Linked DNA regions of Mus musculus: region 1 is linked to region 2. The links are chromatin loops, found by intact Hi-C in ENCODE. Cell type or tissue: left cerebral cortex. All regions are shown on one strand.

Region 1 (4,000 bases), 190 kb before region 2:
AAACGCCACCAGCCGGCAGTGGCCACTGCGCCCTAACAAACAAGGCTAACAGAAAAGAGCAGCATCCAGGCAAGGCCACTCAGCGGCCATGTTTAGACTAAGACAGACACAGTGTCCCACGTACAAAGTGACAGGACAGCCCCCTCTTCTGGCCACATTTGTAACTGTCTCTTTGGAAAGGGCACTTCTAGACCAGCTTCTCTTCTCGTACCAGACCTGAGTCACCAACCTGTCCCGCTGGAGTGACCCAGCACAAACCTCAACCTTGAACACACTCTGAAAATCCATCCAGAGATGGCTGTGGCTCCTCTCTGCCTCAGCATCTTAACATAGCCTGTTTCTTTTGTTCTTGGGCATCTTGGTCAGCAGCTGTTAACTTGGCTTTAGACCCAACAACTCATGCCCAAAATTTTACTGTAGAAATACATTTGCAACAACCCCCCCCCCCCACCGTGTGTGTGTGCGTTCTAACTAAATGTACTTTAAAAAGAACACTGGTGTTCTCCTCCCAGAATAGAATGTTTCTGGAGAAACCCAGAAGAAACCCTTAAGAAACCGGCCCCCTGTGGAGGAGGGCTTTATCTGTCTCTTCACATGATCCAGTTGTTTGATTTTTTTTTAAAACCACTAGAATGTGAAAAATCAAAAATATGTATCCAAAGAGTTAAAAATATAAGTTCTGAGTAGTAGGGTGAGAATGTCCTTATTTAGAGATTTTTGTTTTACTTCTGTGCATGTGAGTACCTAGCTGAGTTTATGTGTACCATGTATGTACAGGTACATGTGGGGCCCATGGTATCCCCTGGACCTGGAGTTCCTCATACAGGTACTGAGAACCAAACCTGAGTCCTTTGCAAGATCCTTATGTGGTTCTAATCCTGAGCCATCTCGCTAGCCACTGGATAAGAATTTGTATGGGCCATTCTAAGCTGTGAGAAAAGACAGTCCTAAAGTTAATAATAGATGTTTTCTCAAATGCCCGATATGTCATCATAAATATTTAAATCTTACGTGTGGCAATGTTCTATGGAAAGCCACAGCACGCCCTTTAAATCACAGTCTTCAAATGGAAAGGCCACAGTACGGAGGGAGGGTAAGGCTAATGGGCAGTTTTAAAAAGCAGTCGGGGCTGTGGAGATGTCTTGATCAGCATGCCTGCCATGCTAGCATTGGGTCAGAACAACCCTTACAAAAGGCCAGTGTGGGAAGTGTCCATCTATAACCCTGGCTAGGGGGACAGGGAAAGAGACAGACAGACAGACAGATCCCAGGGACTTGCTGGCCAGCCAGTCCATCCAATTGGTAAGCTCCTGGCTCTGCTAGAGATCTGGTCTCAAAACTGTATTTGAGAGCTATAGAGGAAGACACCCAACATTGACCTCTGTGTACACACACACACACATATACAAACTCACACACGTGCACACATATATGTACATCCACACCTACCGCACTCTATAGCGGTCCATCTTAAAAAGGAATATACTCTAAGTTCTAAGTTCACAGGAAAATCGAGAGTGCAGAGATTTCCCACTTCCCACATGCTCAGCCTCCGCCACTCTTGATATCGACCACCGGAGCCTTGCTGACACCCACAGCTGATTAGTGTTTGGAAGGTTTAAAGTGGCGTCAGGGATTATAGTATCACGCTGAATAGCAGGAGAACTTCAGCACTCTGAGTTGAACACACTGAGTTCTACCTACTCAGCCCTCCTTCCCCCAAACCCTGGAAAACTCTGATTTTTTTTTTCCTCTTAAGTCCTTTCCTCAAAAAAAAAAAAAAAAAAAAAAAAAAAAAAAAAAAAAAAAAAAAAAGGAACTTTAATTCAAGTTGAACTGAAAATTTCCATTGTTTCTAATAATTACCACTAGGTGGCAGCAATGGTTTGAAGAAAGACAAATAAGGATTTTTGTTTTGTTTGTTTTGTTTTGTTTTGTTTTGTTTTTCTTTTTGGTTGTTGTTGCAAAATAAATTTCAAAGATGGAGATGGCTGGACTTAGGGAGGCTGTCAGAGTTGCCTGTGGTTCACTGCAGGAAGCCCATCATGTGTGAGCTACTGACAATAATGCCACCTGCTATGATGCATCCCAAGGTTGTGCACAACACAAGACCTGGTAGAGGTGAGCTACCCAATGGCCTCTCTCCTTCCTTGGTTAGGGAGCAGAGCTAAGACTAAACCCTGGGCTTCTTCATCTCAGCTCGAGCTTGCTCTCTCCTGGCCCCTGATGCCCACGCGTCACAGAGCCGGGAAAGAAGTTACTACACAGCCTGGGGGTGGGGGATGGGGAGGGAACATTTTGATCCCCTGCCGGGGGCTGTGCAGACATGTAGCCGGCCATGTAGCCTTCAGTTCTTTGAGTCTGGGGACTCTCTCACAGGTGATGTCTAAAACACTGGGACCCAGCATGCCCTGCCCAGTGTGCCTCCCCTAAAACATAGCAGGTGACCCAGGTGCCTGAGCCCAGCCAGTGAGCAAGAATGAGTGGGAAGCTCAAGAGGCCTTCAGTCTCTTAGGTAAGATACTATCACCCCACACCAGCTGGCTTGAGTATTCTGGTACACTCTACAGCAAAAACCCCTGTTCTCTGGACAAAGCCATAGCCTGACATCAGGCAGTGGAGCTGGACAAGGGGCAGTGAGAGAGAGGTTCCTACTGGTCGCTCCCTTCCCTCTGCTCAGGCCAACGAGGCTCTTCCATGAAGGACAGCATCTCCTACTTGCCAGCTTCGTGTCTTCTCAGTGGTTGAGAAAATTGTTTCCACATCTCTGAAGCAGCTGCTGGTAAATATAGAAAGTTGGTGCGTGGTAGCTGGGATGATTCTCCAAGTCAGAAATAGGGGACTATGGAGTGGCACCGGGGATGTAAGGTCTGCTGGTAACTCGCCAAAGGAAAAACAATGACCAGGCAGAACACAACCCCGAGGCCCAGCCCTGGACAGGTGAGCCTCAGGGCCTCTCTCCTGACACCACGAGTGGGGACACTAAGTGGGGATCTGGCTGTTCACAGACAAGTTAAATTGAGGCCCAAGCCCACACCTGGCTCCGTTTTTATACCATTTTCTTCAAAGGCAGTAACAGCCTTTAACAGTGGGAACCCTGCCTGCTTGCCTTCAATCTTTTTGGCAAAGGACCCCAAACACCTGCACTTCAGAAGGATTTAAGTTGATGAAGGAGACATATGGCTCTCGGGAAGGATGTGTGGGTCTGCTGAGATGTTTCTCTGGAAAAGGAGGATGAGTGCATGAAGCCATAATGGGAGAAGCACGGGCAACCAAGTTACTACCCATCCCCATGGTTCCGGCATCCCCATGGTTCCGGCATCCCCACCGTCCCAGCATCCCCACCGTCCCAGCATCCCCACGGTCCCAGCATCCCCATGGTTCCGGCATCCCCACGGTTCCAGACCTGCTACTTTATAGACACCTAGAGTATTTTTCATACACCAAATAGTATTTTTCATAAACAAAATTATCAAGTAAATTTATGGCCAGATAGAAGTTGCTATTATTGGAAAATTAAGATTTAGGAGACCCTACCAAGTATACTATTAATAGACTGTTTATAGAAGTACATCATCCTTGGCAGGAACTCAAGGTAAGGGGTTTCAGGGGCGGGGGGGAATACAAAATTTAAGTTCCAAGGCTTGGCTAACATGAGGTTTTAAGTTTTTAATAGAGTGAACTGTTCAACAGAGCTCAGACTTGCCAGCCTTCTCTCTCTCTCTCTCTCTCTCTCTGTGTGTGTGTGTGTGTGTGTGTGTGAGTGTGTGTGTGTGTGTGTGAGTGTGTGTCGGGGGAGGGGGGAGACGGAGACAGACAGACAGACAGGATATTATGTTAGGGTCAGGTGCTTTTGGATTACGATCTTTAACACTTAGCCAGAGAACAGCCACTGGGGGTGCTAAGTGACTGCCCGCTGTGTATGGGATAGCCAGCTCCCATTAGTTATGGTGCCTCCTAAGCCCTAGTGTCAAGTCACCTGCTCTCATCATTGTAACCA
Region 2 (4,000 bases):
AAATTCATATTCATGGTTTGATATTAAAGGTCTGCAGCTGAGTGATGAAGGAGTCTGAATAGAGGGAGGGGTCACAAGAGAGGGTAATGGGGGAGGGGTCACAAGAGAGGGTAATGGGGGAGGGGTCACAAGAGAGGGCAATGGGGAAGGGGTCACAAGAGAGGGTAATGGGGGAGGGGTCACAAGAGAGGGTAATGGGGGAGGGGTCACAAGAGAGGGTATGGAGAAAGAAACACCTATCTGAATGTGGTACTCCTGATAATGTTTTCATTTAAATACGTGGGAATTAGTAAGACTGTTCTTGAAGCTAGCTAATGTTTGAAAGGGAGGAGAGAGACCCAGAACTGAGTCCAGGAGAATGCTAATAAAAAACAAAGTCTGAGACAAGAGAAACTGGGATGGGAGAGAAGCTGTGAAGACAAGATGGCAGCCACCATCTCTCCAAGTGCAGGCAAACAGTTAACAAGTGGCTCTTAGGAAGAGAGACTCCTGTTTGAAGCATCAGCTGATTTCCGTGGCATAAACACCCTCCCCTCACCTGATTCCAGGCTACTGAGCCTATTGAACCTGGACTTGGAAAGAGGTGTGCACAATTAGCTGTCAGTCCTCATCGGTACAGGGTTCAGGACAATGCAGTTGCAGAGAGGAGCAGGAGATGCAGACAGGGAGATTGAATCTGGCATCCTGCACATTGCTGGAGACAGCAGCAAGGGTCAGTTCTGAATTATGGAACAGCCAAATTGTCCAATAAATACTTGAAGATGTTCAGCCAGGCGTGGCAGTGCACACCTTTAACCTCAGCACTCAGGAGGCAGAATAGGGCAGATCTCTGGGTTCAAGGCCAGCCTGGTTTACAGAATGAGTTTCAGGACAACACAGAGAAACCCTGTCTTGGAAAGGAGGAGAAAGAGAAGTGGAGGAGAAATGTTCATTTTTAACTGTCAAGAAAATGCAACTTAAAACTGTATTGAGATTTCATCTCACCTCAGTCAGCAGAAAAGCAAATGCCAACAAACTGTGGCAAGGATGTGGGGAGGGAGTGGGAGTGGCCTTTATTTATGCTGAAGGGAATATAGACTGACTGGTACAGCATGGTTTCTCAAAGGTGTGGGGGTTTCTCAGCAAACTAAAAGTAGCCTAGTTGGCAGAGCAGGGAGATACTTGTGTGTGGGTGTTGATTGCTGAATTATTCACAACAGCTAAGGAAGGAACCAGCCTAGATGCCTATCAACAGATGGTGGGCAAAAATAAATAAATAAATAAATAAATAAATAAATAAGTGGCATTTATACACAGTAGAGTGTTTATTCAGCTGTGATGACAGATGAAGTGTGTGATTTTTTTTTCCAGAAAAATGGATGGAACTGAAGACCATCATGTTAAGAGAAATAAGCCAGACTTGGAAAAGCAGACGTCTCAACTTTCCACATAAGAAGAATCGTGTGTGTGCTTGGAGGTGCTGACTATAGAAGAGAGGCCAAAGTGAATGGAGGAAAAGGTGGGAAGAGAGGATTATGGGGAAAGACAAAATGTTGCAATGTTTTCTTATTGTTGAGTCTACATCAGTATCTATAGCTATGACATAGAAGAGGAAGGGTAACTGTTCTGGGGGAGAGCTGGCCAGTGAGGGAAGGCAGGAAGGGACAGAAGAGAAGGGTAGGTAAACACAAACAAATTACAATTATGTGCGTGCGTGCGTGCGCACACGCTACGTAAAACAATAATATGAAAAGAATAGAACCTGGAGGAGGAAGAAGAGTCAAAACTGAGAAAACCACAAATACCTACAGCTCAGTGAGATTATGAGTCCCATTTCGATGAGCATCATGGGAGTGGAAGGTCAAGGTCTGGCATGGGACTTGCCTCTCTGTGAGGTTCCTGCACCATAGAGATATAAAGCTCAAAAGATATCGCAACGTAGAATCACAGGTGGGTTTTCCACTTGCAGTCTTCTGTCGACCCCTATTTTTAAGTTAAAAGCCTATTACTTTAAAATCACAAATAACTGAATTGCTTTGTGTACCTTCGGAATAACTGTAAAGTATGGCAAAGTATAACGGAACCATTATCTAGCAGAATGTGGCGGCTCACGCCGGTAATTCCAACGCTCAAGACACAAAGGAAGGGGAAATGACTCAACTTTGAGAGCTGGCTGTTCGACACAGCGAGTTTCAAATCAGTAGGGCTAAGTAGAGAGACCCTGCCTCATAGAATACCGAAACAAAGAAAACCTTATTTTCGGGAATCAACACAGGTTTCACGCTGCCAAATAGCGCCACCTAGTGTAACATCTGCACCTCAAATAAATATTTTGACTTGTGTTGCATTTTACAGCTTATGAATCAGCACACATTAAAATAACTGTGAACCTAAACACCTAAAGGTGCTACCTTGTAAACTCATATTCATAGATTCTAATTCTTCATTGGTTCACAGCACTGGATATGGGCTGGGACTGAGCCCGGTGTTTGGAACAGTAAGGCACACTCTGTTAGGACTACTCATGATAAGGAATCAGATGATGGTGACGTTAGTTTTTGATAAAAATCTGAAAGCTATCCTACTGAGACTCAAAGTTAACTATACTTTAAAAAGTAAGTAAGAAAAATTATATTTATTCTTCTTTGGAATCCAGTGATGGGTGGATGAGTTGCTTAGATTTCATCTGTTAGGGGTGTTTCGGTCTTTAGCTTTGTACAAAGATAGGGTTCTGTGATAATAATAAGCATGATAATTTTAATGCTGGGTGTACCCGTGCATCACACTGATCCCAGCACTTGGGAGACAGAGGCAGGACTTTTCCGTGGGTTCAAATTCCAGGTCAGCAATATATAGTGATACCCTGCCTCGAAGAAAGGAAGGAAGAATGGAGGGAAGGAGGGAGGGAGAGAGGGAGGGACGGAGGAAGAGAGGGTGGGAGAGAGAGAGGAAAGGAGGGGTAGGAAATAGGGAGGAAGGAAGGAGAGACGGAAGGAGGAAGGGAGGGAGGAAGGAGAAAAGGATAAAAGACTCTTTAATGGGAGGTAGGTGTGGATGCAATATACAATCAGGATCCTGTTTCTGCCATTCTGTACTATTTATGTGTAAACATGATAAGATTAGGCATGTATTTTGAACTCTAGCATGAAGTCATTTATAATAACAGTTTTGAGTGCCTGTAAAATCTCACACTGGCCGGGCATAGTGTCGCACACCTTTAATCCCAGCACTCGGGAGGCAGAGGCAGGCGGATTTCTGAGTTCGAGGCCAGCCTGGTCTACAAAGTGAGTTCCAGGACAGCCAGGGCTACACAGAGAAACCCTGCCTCAAAACCAAAAAAAAACAAAAAAACAAAAACAAACAAACAAAAAAAAAAAACAAAACCCCCCACACTGATAGGAACAACTTTTCTCTCCTTTTGTATGTCAGGGGAAAGTGCAAGCTATGAGCCTCCCAGATTTGGGGGAAATGCAGTGGTCAGCACATCGGGATACCGTGATGAGCCTCGCCTGAGAACACCAACTTCATGACCACGGCCGCTCCCTCGCCGGGTGACCATCTATCTGCACACGGATTTCTCCTCTACGTTAAGTAGGATCACAGGTGTTTGGTTTTAGGGGGTTCTTTAAATTTATTTTTGTTTTACGTGTCCGGGCATTTGCCTGCACGATCTATACCACTTACCTGATACCTCTGGAGGCCAGAAGAGGGTGTCAGATCCCTTGAAACTAGAGTCACAGGCAGCAGTGAGCAATCAGGTGGATATTGGGAATCAAACCCAGGTCCTCTGGACGAGCAGCCAGTGCTCTTAACCACTGAGCCATCTCTGTCACCCCTGGAGTCATGTTGTTGTTCAGTCACATTTATTTATTTATTTATTTATTTATTTACTTACTTATTTATTTATCGTGTGCACATGTGCATGTGTCTGTGTGTGGGGATGTCACAGGGCATGTGTGGAGGTCAGACGACAGACAACCTGCATCTGTAAGAATCTTTTTTCTCCTTCCACTATGTGGGT

What was found. Peaks named below come from ENCODE experiments on the same cell type or tissue, not always from the same donor. Only the 100,000 strongest peaks of a DNase experiment are listed, where the experiment ranks them.
Region 1: it touches region 2 in a loop (4-fold over the local background); 11 of 42 quality-filtered maps call a loop at or near these places.

What each region holds. Positions count from the first base shown.
Region 1 is chr19:57,136,293-57,140,292 of GRCm38, forward strand. All of the region lies in intron 4 of Ablim1 (actin-binding LIM protein 1), which reads right to left. Among named protein-coding and RNA genes, the nearest start is that of Ablim1, 78 kb to the right of the region's middle. In left cerebral cortex, CTCF peaks have their summits at 154 (motif pointing left) and 1,877 (motif pointing right); DNase peaks (open chromatin) are centred at 154, 2,815 and 3,110; H3K27ac peaks cover 1,230 bases.
Region 2 is chr19:57,326,805-57,330,804 of GRCm38, forward strand. The region is part of intron 1 of B230217O12Rik (RIKEN cDNA B230217O12 gene); the gene reads right to left. Gm50270 (a long non-coding RNA gene) reads left to right here. Exons shown (of 3, transcript XR_003952853.1): 2 at 1,351-1,498; 3 at 3,409-4,000. Among named protein-coding and RNA genes, the nearest start is that of Gm50270, 5.2 kb to the left of the region's middle. In left cerebral cortex, CTCF peaks have their summits at 2,281 (motif pointing left) and 3,657 (motif pointing right); DNase peaks (open chromatin) are centred at 1,106 and 2,250.